2 separate regions of the Homo sapiens genome follow, and region 1 is linked to region 2. A link is an interaction called in ENCODE POLR2A ChIA-PET data of the cell type or tissue named here. Cell type or tissue: CD4-positive, alpha-beta T cell. All regions are shown on one strand. Links, peaks and the distances in the headings refer to the core of each region. The heading gives the core; the rest is flanking DNA.

Region 1 (5,369 bases), core at 77-5,076, 140 kb before region 2:
GACATGTGGTTTCAGGATACAGACTTCCTGGGACTGGACACATGCTCCCCCTGGGCAGCTATGTGTCAGGGACATGCGGTTTCAGGATACGGACTTTCTGGGACCGGATCCCTGGTGTGACTTTTTAAGTTTTGTATTCTGATGGTAACAGACACACAACAAATTGCAAAAACAGCACAGAGCAGTCCCTTTGGCCCTGGTCCCCCAGCAGCTGTGCGTTCAGTAGCTGCAAAACAAAGGCAAAGCCAGGAGACTGACATGGAAACGCCAGGCCCCTGCTCAGATGCCCCCACTCCTATGTGCTCTCACCTGTGTGTGTGCTCCACAGATGGACACCTGTGTCACACGCACGTTCACATAACGAGCATCTCCCCTCAAGACACAGAACCGCCCTCCCCAGAGGCATCCCTCCTCCCTGGAGACCTCCCCTAACTGCTGACAACCAGTAACCCGTTCTCCATCCCCAGAATTTTGTTATTTTGACAATTTCGTACAAGTGGAGTCATACGATACTAAGCCTGGCTCTTCTCACTTTGCGTCATTTCCTTGTTGCTGCAGGAAGAAAGTTTCCTTCTACTGCTGCATAGAACACCATGATAAGGATACACCAGTTTCAGCTCTTCTATTGCTGCGTAGAACACCGTGATAAGGATACACCAGTTTCAGCTCTTCTATTTCTGCGTAGAACACCGTGATAAGGATACACCAGTTTCAGCTCTTCTATTTCTGCGTAGAACACCGTGATAAGGATACACCAGTTTCAGCTCTTCTATTTCTGCGTACAACACCGTGATAAGGATACACCAGTTTCAGCTCTTCTATTTCTGCGTACAACACCGTGATAAGGATACACCAGTTTCAGCTCTTCTAGTCGCTGTGTAGAACGCCGTGATAAGGATACACCAGTTTCAGCTCTTCTATTTCTGCGTAGAACACTGTGATAAGGATACACCAGTTTCAGCTCTCAGCCACTGAATGGCACCTGGGTCACTTCCAGTTTTTAGCTATTACAGGTAAATGAGCGTCGGCGCCCAGGCATTTCGTGTGAGCCTAAGTCTTTGCTTTCCTGGGATGAGCACCCAGGAGGGTGGATGCGGGGTCATGTGGTGAGCGCATGTGGACACGGGGTCACATGGTGAGCACACGTTTAGTTTTTTAAGAAGCTGCCAAACTGTTTCCCAGTGAGGCTGCACCACGTCACACCCCCATCAGCAGCGTACAAGGGATCTGGTTTCTTTGCATCCTCAGCAGCGTGTGGTGTTGTCACTGTTTTTTGAGTTTTGTTTTGTTTTTGAGATGGGGTCTCGCCCTGTTGCCCAGGCTGGAGTGCAGTGGGGTGACCACGGCTCCCTGTAGCCTCGAACTGCCAGGCTCAAGTGATCCTCCCACCTCAATCTTCTGAGCAGCTAAGACTACAGGTGCGCACCACCACTGCCAGCTAATTTTTGTATTTTTTTAGAGACAGAATCTCACTATGTTGCTCAGGCTGGTTTCAAACTCCCGGGCTAAAGTAATGCTTCCAACTCAGACGCGCAAAATGCTGGGATCACACGTATGGCCCAGATCTGGGCCGGTCACTGCTCTTTACTCTAGCTCTCCTAAGAGGTGTGTGTTCCTATCAAAATCTCAGCAAGATACTTTGGTAGATAGGAACAAGCGTATTCTAAAAATTACAGGAAAAGGCAAAGGAATAGCTGAAACAATTCTGGTAAAGAACAAAGTGGGAGGAATCACTCCACCTGCTCTCGTCTCACAGAAGCGAGAGACCAGTTGTGTGCGGAAGGACAGACTCACAGAGCCAGCACAGACCCCCACATGCACCTGAGCTCCGGCAAAGGTGCAAGCACAACTTGGTGGAAAGAAGACAGCATTTCAGACCAGTGGGGCTGGAGCACTTTTCCACAGGCAGAAAATGAACCTGACCAAACCTCCCACTTCATGTAGACGTTAACTTAAAATAAGATCATGGATTAAATATAAAACTTCTATAAGATACCCATGAGAGGCCAGGCATGGGGGCTCACACCTGTATTCCCCACACTTTGAGGAGCTGAGGTGAAAAGATCATTTGAGCCCAGGAGTTCAAGAGCAGGCTGGGCAACAAGGTGAGACCCCCAACTACACAAAAAAAATTCTTTTTTAATTAGCCAGGCATGTTGGTGCACACACCTGTGGTCCCAGCTACTCAGGAGGCTGAGACGGGAGGACGGCTTGAGTCCCAGAGGCTGAGGCTGCAGTGACCCATGATCGCACCACTGCACTCCAGCCTGGGTGACAGAGCAAGACTCTGTCTCAAAGAAAAGAAAAAAGAAACCCACAGGAGAAAATCTTTAGGATCTAGGAATAGGCAAACAGTTCTTTTATTTATTTGTTTTTTTGAGAAGGAGTTTCGCTCTTTTTTGCCCAGGCTGGAGTGCAATGGTGCGATCTTGGCTCACTGCAACCTCCGCCTCCCGGGTTCAAGCGATTCTCCTGCCTCAGCCTCCCAAGTAGCTGGGATTACAGGTACACGCCACCACACCCGGCTAATTTTGTATTTTTAGTACAGATGGGGTTTCTCCATATTGGCCAGGCTGGTCTTGAACTCCTGACCTCAGGTGATCCACCATGCCCGGCGGGCAAACAGTTCTTAGACTTCACAGTAAAAACGAGATCTATAAAAGCAAAAATTGATAAACTGAACTTTATCAAAATGAGCAGCTTTTGCTGTTCCCCGTTAGAGGGTGAAAGGACAAGGGACACATAGAGTGCGTAAACCACATGTCCAAAAAAGGGCTGTGTTCAGAGCCCTGGAAAACACTCAGAACTCAGTCAAGACACCCACTGGGAAAATGGCCCCTTGGGCCTCGAGATCTGCACCCCCAAGCCCTGAGCTCCCACCCCTTAGCTCCTGCCTGGGTTTCCCACAGTATCCTCAGTGTTCAGGGCTGCCTGCTGGTCCACCATCACTGGGACCTAAGACATTGTCCAAAAAACAAGCAACCAAACTCAGGATAAAGGACCGGCTGCCACAGCCTCACTTCCCACAGGGCCGCAGACAGGACCCCTGAGAGGCCCTCAACTTGCCGCAGGACCCGACAGTTTGGGGGATGTTTTTGGGTCAGAGGCTCCTTCCATTCCCTGTTGGAGACGCATGTGGAAGACGGCAGGGCAGGCAGAGGCAGCACCACAGGGAGCAAGCCACGGACAGAAGCTAGACCTGACCCCGCTCTCCCGCTCAGAGCCTGAGATCCTTGAACCAGCACCCACTTCCTCTGAGAGGACAGAGGGCAGAAACAGCAGCATCACCTCTGGGCCACGAGCAAGTGCTCAAGAGCTGACTCAAGTGGGAATAAGCCATACTGCCGGCCCCTCCCCGCCTGCGGAGCCCAGAAGCCCAGGGCTCCTCGTCCACCCGGGGAATAAGCCACACTGCCGGCCCCTCCCTGCCTGCGGAGCCCAGAAGCCCAGGCCTCCTCCTGTCCATCCGTCCCCCAGGCTCACTGTCCATTCTGCTTGGACCTGGGAGAATTTCCCCCCGTGCTCTCTAAATGGCTCTTGTCAAGATTTTACCAACAGGACTTCCACATGGAGTGGTGACAGTGGATGCCCTGGCTATGTGGGTGTGGAGGGTACTCGTGCTTTCTTTGAGGGATGTCTCAACGCACCAGGACAGCACGAGACGCCCAACCCGAAGTGGCTGCTGCCACCTGAGTGCGCCCTTCCAACCTGAGGTCTAAAATGGGGAAGAAAGCTGCATCCCCATCCCGCTCCCGGCAGAGCCAATGCTTCTGAGTGGGAGAACACACTCTGAACCCCAAGTGTGGTTCTCTGCGCTCCAGCCTGGCCACACCAGCGTCACCCAGGGCTCGGCAGTGCTCGCAACCCCCAGGGAAGTACAGGGGCAGTCGGCGGGCGTGAGTTGTGAGTCAGACGGCCGGCTCCTGCTGGGCCTCAGCTTCTCCCTCTGCCAGCGCCCATCTACCCACCTGGCAGGCAGTCCACGGCTCCCAGGGCAGAGCGTGCTTGATACATTTACTGCCACATTAAGGACAAAGGTAGGGGTGTCCCGGGTCACACTGGGACCAGGACCAGGACCCCAGCTTCCCAGGACCTCATTCACTGCCCAGACACTGGGAGCCTGGACCTGAAAGAGCTCACGGCAAGCACTGCCAAGCTCACATGCTGATGACTTTATTTTTCACAGACTGAAAAAACAGAGCCTGGCATGGTGACTCAAGCCTTGAGTCCCAACTACTTAGGAAGCTTGAGCCTAGGAGGTGGAGGCTGCAGTGAGCTATGATGGTGGCACTGCACTCCAGCCTGGGCGACAGAACGACACCCTGTCTCTGAAGAAAAAAAAAGTCGAAGCATAAAATGTTCACAGCAGCCTTTTCTGTGTGTGGCTGCACGTCAGGGGCCGTCGTCTTGCTTCCACCACCAGGGGATGACTACGTTGAAGGGAGGCCTGTGTGAACCGCTGGGCTTCCGCAGCTCCCGCGTGTGGTCAGCGCCGACGCTCCCCATCAACGCTTTCCAGCACAGGAGCCGGGACCTGGACGTCCATCGCCGGCGGTGCCTCCAGTGCTCTTTGACTTGCGCCCTTCCCGGGGGCTCTGGGGTCCGCAGGACACCGCCATGGACCGGCTGACGTAACCAACAAGGCTTGGGCTTTTCTCTTCCCCAGTGAGATTTCCCCACGACCGGCACAGCGTCGGCCCTATCCTGTGCGCTTCCATGAACGGAAGCAACAAAGCCTGGCCTGGGACCTCGGCAGGGCTGAGCATGCACAGCTGTGGCTCTGCATAAAGGGACTTGTTTAGAGCTGGCACTCAACAAGAGGCCTTCAGTCAGCGGATTCCCAGGCCTGAGCAAATCCGGGGGCGGAAGCAGCTATTCTTATGATGGCACAGAGAGGTTATGTGGAGAAGATCGTTTGATATACGCTTGCCTTTGGGCTCAAGTCACTCAAAAAGGTGGTCTCTATCTTCAGTGCAAAAGGCAACCCCAGCAGAGCGAATGACCCTCCATTGCCCTCCGTGACCCTGTGGGCTCCGTGAGACAGGAGCAGGCGGGGGTCTTTCCTCTGAGCTTCCTCATGGTCCCCTGGGAGGGTAGCTGGTCAAGAGAGGCACCTGGTTGGAGAAGAAGGCCGCAGACTCACAGGACGAAGACCTTGGTGTCCACGCCACACAGCCAGAGCAGCGCAGCCGCCCGCCTCGCCCGATCTCACCCGCCTCGCCTGCCTCGCCCACCTCGCCCGCCTCACCCGCCCTCACCCGCCTCACCCACCTCACCTCACCTGCCTCACCTCACCCGCCTCACCTGACCTCACCCGCCTCACCTCACCTGCCTCACCTGACCTCACCCGCCTCACCTGACCTCACCCG
Region 2 (5,369 bases), core at 278-5,277:
CATGCCTTATCTGCAGCAGTCAGGAAGGCTGATAGGAAAGTTACCTAGAAAGCCGGGCATGGCGGCTCAGGCCTGTAATCCCAGCACTTTGGGAGGCTGAGGCGGGAGGATTGCTGCAACCCAGGAGTTCGAGACCAGCCCGGACAACATAGTGAGAACCCTGTCTCTACCAAAAAAAAAAAAAAAAAAAAATGAGCCAGGTGTGGTGGCACGTGCCTGTAGTCACAGCTAGTTGGGGAAGCCGAGGTGGGAGGATCGCCTGAGCCCAGGAGGTCGAGGCTACGGTGAGCTCATATCACACCACTGCACTCTAGCCTGCGTGACAGAGCCAGAACTTGTCTCAAAAACAGTTACCTATGTGACTAGAGGAGCTGTTTTGCAAATGTGCCCTACAGAATACAGTCATGCCCCACGTAACGGCATTTTGTTCCACAACAGACCGCATATGTGGTACCTCCTTCCACAAGATTTTTTATTTATTTATTTTTTTGAGATGGAGTCTTGCTCTGTCGCCCAGGCTGGAGTGCAATGGCGTGATCTCCACTCACCGCAACCTCGCCTCCACCGTGACACCAGGTTAACTGGTGTGGGCAGTTGTCCTGTGAGAGCGTGTGACGGGGCGTCGGGCTGTGTTGTGGGCCATGGCTCTGGTGGGATGGGAGAGGAGAAGTTTTTAGATGTTTCTTTTTGGAAGTCTGATTTCAGTTTTATTTAAAACAACAAACTACATTTATGGTGGTCTGTGGACACGATGTTTGTCCACGAGTTCACTTTACTGTAAAGGAAAGAACATCAACCAAGCAAGAGTCAATAGTGTGATTTACAGTGGTTCTTTTATTGTGTAGTACATTCAGCGTCAAGGTGGCATTTGGATCCATGATGCCTTCATCCTCAGAATGACCTTGCGAGGTAGGCGTGGCTGAGCACATGGCCAGCTGGGCCTGTCCCTGCCTGTTCTCCAGGCTTCACCTCTGTGTGCTTGTAGGAAGGTTGAACATGCCACTTTGTGGCATCCAGAGTTTCTCGCCCTCAGGATCCATAGTAGTGACTGCGTCTGTCTTCTCCTGACCTAGGCATTAGCCTGATAGAGTGCTGGTAACTTTGCGAGTCAACAGTGTTTTCAAAAGCAGCTTTTCCTTCTCTTCTCTTTACCCCATACCCTTCAAACTGTTGGCTCATTTTCTGGAGGACACCAGAATAACAAAATAATATTTTGTGGCTATTAATCCTTTAAAAGCAGAGGAAAATTTTTCCTAGCAGGAGACATAATAGGGTTGTACCTTTTCAGTGTTTTCAGTGAAGGCAATTTTTTTCATGCCCTTTGATTACAAAAATGTATTCCTTCCTGCACTTCCATTTTCCTTAGTTACACAGATGTTGATGTTCTCAGAGTCTTTGCTGGTGATTTAGTGCCTTGGTGAGGGTGGATAGGAGACTAGAACAGGGTTCTACAGTCGGCCAAACTGGGCTTCCCCTCTCAACCCCATGCTGCCTGAGGCTGGTGGGTCGAGCCACCTGTGGGCTGTGTCCATGACTGTCTGTTGGTGCTGAGAGGACTCCTGATTCTTCACAATCATGTGCCGGGCTAGCAGCTTATGTGATGCAGCGTTTGCTCTGAGAGTTTCCTGTAGTTTGGAATTTTAGTTATAAGTTTGCCATAGTTCTGAGTCTCTTGCATTCTTTCACCCTATTTTAGTTTTATAATCTTGCTCCTTTCTGTGCCCTATAATATAAAGATGTGTTGTTGTTTTGCTTTTTTAAGAGACAAGTCTTGCTTTGTTGACCAGGCTGGAGTGCAGTCATGGCTTACTGCAGCCTCAACTCTTGGACTGAAATGATGCCCCTTCCTCAGCCTTCCGAGTAGCTGGGACTCCAGACGCATGTCACCACACCCGCCTAATTTTTTTATTTTTACTTTTTTAGAGGTGGGCTTGCTCTGTTGCCCAGATTGGCCTCAAACTTATGGCCTCAAGTCATCTTCCTGCCTCAGCCTCTTGAGTAGCTGTGATTAAAGGCACGTGCTGTCGTGCTCACCTAAAGAAGTGTTTTGAAATCCCTTCCCGGGGAGGCAGCAGGGCTTTTATGTAAGTGGTCTCTGGTCTTTGTCTGTTTGGTGGTGTACTTTTTTTTTTTAAGCTACTGTCATTGCCCAGTCGTAGTTGAGCGTGTGTCCAGTTGCTTTATGTGTGGGCTTCCTGGGGGTGCCCTCCCAGAGCGCGGGGCCTCGCTTACTGAGAAACTTCCTCGGGACTTGGGTTCCCCGCTCTGCCCTCACCTGCGTGTGCTCTGCTGCTTCCTATCCTCAGACAGATGAGCTCCTCCATGTTCTTCCACGCGGTGCTGGGGCCAGTCAGGAGGGGCCGGTCAGGAGGGGGGAGCAGGCCACACAGGATTGCTCACAACATGTGCGTGGCTGGTGTGAGTGAGTGCGCATCAGATACTTCCTGTCAGTGCCCGTAAAGCAGAAGAGAGGGAGCGGATCAGGCCCTAGGGAGTGCGGGGTCCACCTGCCAACAGGAAGTTTCTCTGTAGTGTTTTACCTGAAAGCACGAGGGCACGTCACGCTGAGAGGTTGATGATGTGTCCACGTGCAGTGATGACAGCAGCGTTCCAGGCCACCCGCCACCACGCAGTTGAGCGAGGCAGTGCCCATGTGGAGCCTGGTGTTTGATGGTGGGGCTGAGGTGACTGGCCTTGCTCTAGAGCTGGAGCCCAGGCGGAAAAGAGGTCTCCACTGGCAGGCTAGGTTGCCTGCTTTGTTGGGAGTGGCGCAGTGCTGGCCCTGATGGGGCTCCTTCCCCCGGGAGAGCCTGGAGGGTCTGCAGGCCCCACCCCGCCCACCTCCTCCCGCAGTGCCGCCCCCCCAACCTCATTCCGCAGAACCCCCACCTCACCTCATCCCACAGAGCTGTCCCCTCACCTCACCCTGCAGATACCCCCTATCTCACCCCACAGAGCCCCTGCCCCCTCTCCTAACCTCGCAGAGCCACCTCACCTCCTCCCGCAGAACCACCCCCTTCACCTCACCCTGCAGTGCTGCCCCCCCCACCCACAGCTCACTCAAGGCTTGAACTCCCAGGCTCAACCAATCCTCCCACCTCAGCCTCCCGAGTAGCTGGGACTCTGCTGGTGTGCGGCACCATACGCAGCAATTTTTAAATGTTTTTCTAGAGGCGGGGTCTCCCTGTCATTCCCAGGATGCTCTTGAACTCTTGGAGTCAACCGATCTTCCCGCCTCGGCTTCCTCATGTGTTAGGTACAGGCTGAGCTACTACCTAAATTTAAATTGATGTGCCTACCGATTTAAATAAGCGCTCAATCCCAGATACCTTATTGTGGCTGGCTAAGGTTAGGAGTTCATGTGAACTGTACATTAGTATCGCTGAGACAAGCCTCGTTCTTTCTACAAAGAACTGGCGTACGTCACGTGTAGGCACCCAGATATAATTGGTTCCACATTTCGCCTGCCTTTGTTGGAAGGGCTGTGCTTTCATGCAGTGAACTGTAGGTCGTCCTCCTTACTCTAAAAGTTACACAGATTCAGTGCCTTATGGAAAAGTCAGGATTTCCATTAAAGAGGTCCATGGACAGAGAGTGAAACTTGGTGTGGGGGTCTTTCGGGGCTGCCGTGATAAATCACCACAGACCAGGAGCTTTCACAGCAAGGATCTGTTCTCCCACGGCTCTGAGACCAAGCTGTCTGCAGGGCCGGTTCCTTCTGCGGTGCTGGAGGGGTGGGGGCGGGCATCTGCTCCAGGCCTCTCTCCAGGTTCTGGGGGATGGGGGAGTCTCTGGTGTGCCCGGCGGGTTCTGGGGGATGGGGGAGTCTCTGGTGCGCCCGGGCTTGTAGACGCATCACCACGATCTCCGCCTCCCTCTTCACCCAGCGTTCTCCCTGCGTGCACAGCTCAGTGTCCACGTCTGCCCTTTGTAGAAGGAAGCTAGTTCTGTGGGGTGAGGGCCCACCCTAGCGATCTCACCTGGATCATCTGCAAAGACCATGTTTCCCAGGAAGGCCATCGTCTGTGGTGTTGGGGGGCTAGGACTTCAACATACCATTCTTGGGGGACACATTTCAACTCATAACACCAGTAAATAAAGCATAGAGAAGAAAGTAAAAATCGCCTGTAATCCTTCCACCCAAGATAAAACATGTAAATCTAAAATGTTGAATATATCATGTACTTTTTACAAAATAAGGATTACTCTGGATATAAGGCTTCACATTCTGCATTTTAAAGCTTAGCATTAATTTCCCATTATCCCAGCGTGATATTTAGTGGCTGCATAATCAAGAGAGAAATTTAATGCCAGACGCAGTGGCTCGTGCTGTAATCCCAGCACTTTGGGAGGCCAAGGTGGGTGGATCACGAGGTCAGGAGTTCGAGACCAGCCTGGCTAACATGGCGAAACCCGGTCTCTACTAAAAATCCAAATGTTAGCCGGGCGTGGTGGCGGCCGTCTTGGAAGGCTGAGGCAGGAGAATTGCTTGAACTTGGGAGGCAGAGGTTGCAATGAGTCGAGATCACACCATTGCACTCCAGCCTGAGCAGCAGAACAAGACTCCCTCTGGGGAGGGGGAGGGCGGGTGGGGGGGAGAGAGAAATATATAACATTACTGAGACAACTTGAGGGCCAGCGTGTTGTGGATTTGTCCACCCACACGCGGGGCCTCCCTTTCCATCTTGGTCTTGGGTGCCATGCCAGGCAGCCCCGGGGCAGACGGGGGATGTGTCTGTGAACCCGAGCAGGGTGGAGCCTGTGAGAGGGTGTCTGCAGAGGGTGGAGGGCGACAGGCGTCCAAGGTGTGTGCAGCTGGTCCAGGTGGCTGCAGGGGTTCCCGTCAGATGACCAGCCTCCAGCGCAGGGAAGCCTGGGGCAGCAGATGACCGGCCCCCAGCGCAGGGAAGCCTGGGGCAGCAGATGACCATCCCCCAGCGCAGGGAAGCCTGGGGCAGCAGATGACCGGCCCCCAGCGCAGGGAAGCCTGGGGCAGCAGATGACCGGCCCCCAGCGCAGGGAAGCCTGGGGCAGCAGATGACCATCCCCCAGCGCAGGGAAGCCTGGGGCAGCAGATGACCGGCCCCCAGCGCAGGGAAGCCTGGGGCAGCAGATGACCGGCCCCCAGCGCAGGGAAGCCTGGGGCAGCAGATGACCATCCCCCAGCGCAGGGAAGCCTGGGGCAGCAGATGACCGGCCCCCAGCGCAGGGAAGCCTGGGGCAGCAGATGACCGTCCCCCAGCGCAGGGAAGCCTGGGGCAGCAGATGACCGTCCCCCAGCGCAGGGAAGCCTGGGGCAGCAGATGACCGTCCCCCAGCGCAGGGAAGCCTGGGGCAGCAGATGACCGTCCCCCAGCGCAGGGAAGCCT

What was found. Peaks named below come from ENCODE experiments on the same cell type or tissue, not always from the same donor. Only the 100,000 strongest peaks of a DNase experiment are listed, where the experiment ranks them.
Region 1: POLR2A ChIA-PET joins it to region 2 with 11 read pairs; 3 of 35 experiments call an interaction of 5 or more read pairs at or near these places.

The regions. Positions count from the first base shown.
Region 1 is chr16:89,536,510-89,541,878 of GRCh38, reverse strand. The region is part of intron 9 of SPG7 (SPG7 matrix AAA peptidase subunit, paraplegin); the gene reads right to left. Among named protein-coding and RNA genes, the nearest start is that of RPL13, 21 kb to the left of the region's middle. In CD4-positive, alpha-beta T cell, for the core only: no CTCF peak of the experiment used is centred there; no DNase peak of the experiment used is centred there.
Region 2 is chr16:89,400,315-89,405,683 of GRCh38, reverse strand. The region is part of intron 2 of ANKRD11 (ankyrin repeat domain containing 11); the gene reads left to right. All of the region lies in intron 1 of LOC128462377, which reads left to right. Among named protein-coding and RNA genes, the nearest start is that of ANKRD11, 88 kb to the left of the region's middle. RefSeq lists enhancers at 596-645, 3,295-3,795, 3,796-4,296. In CD4-positive, alpha-beta T cell, for the core only: no CTCF peak of the experiment used is centred there; DNase peaks (open chromatin) are centred at 293 and 2,503.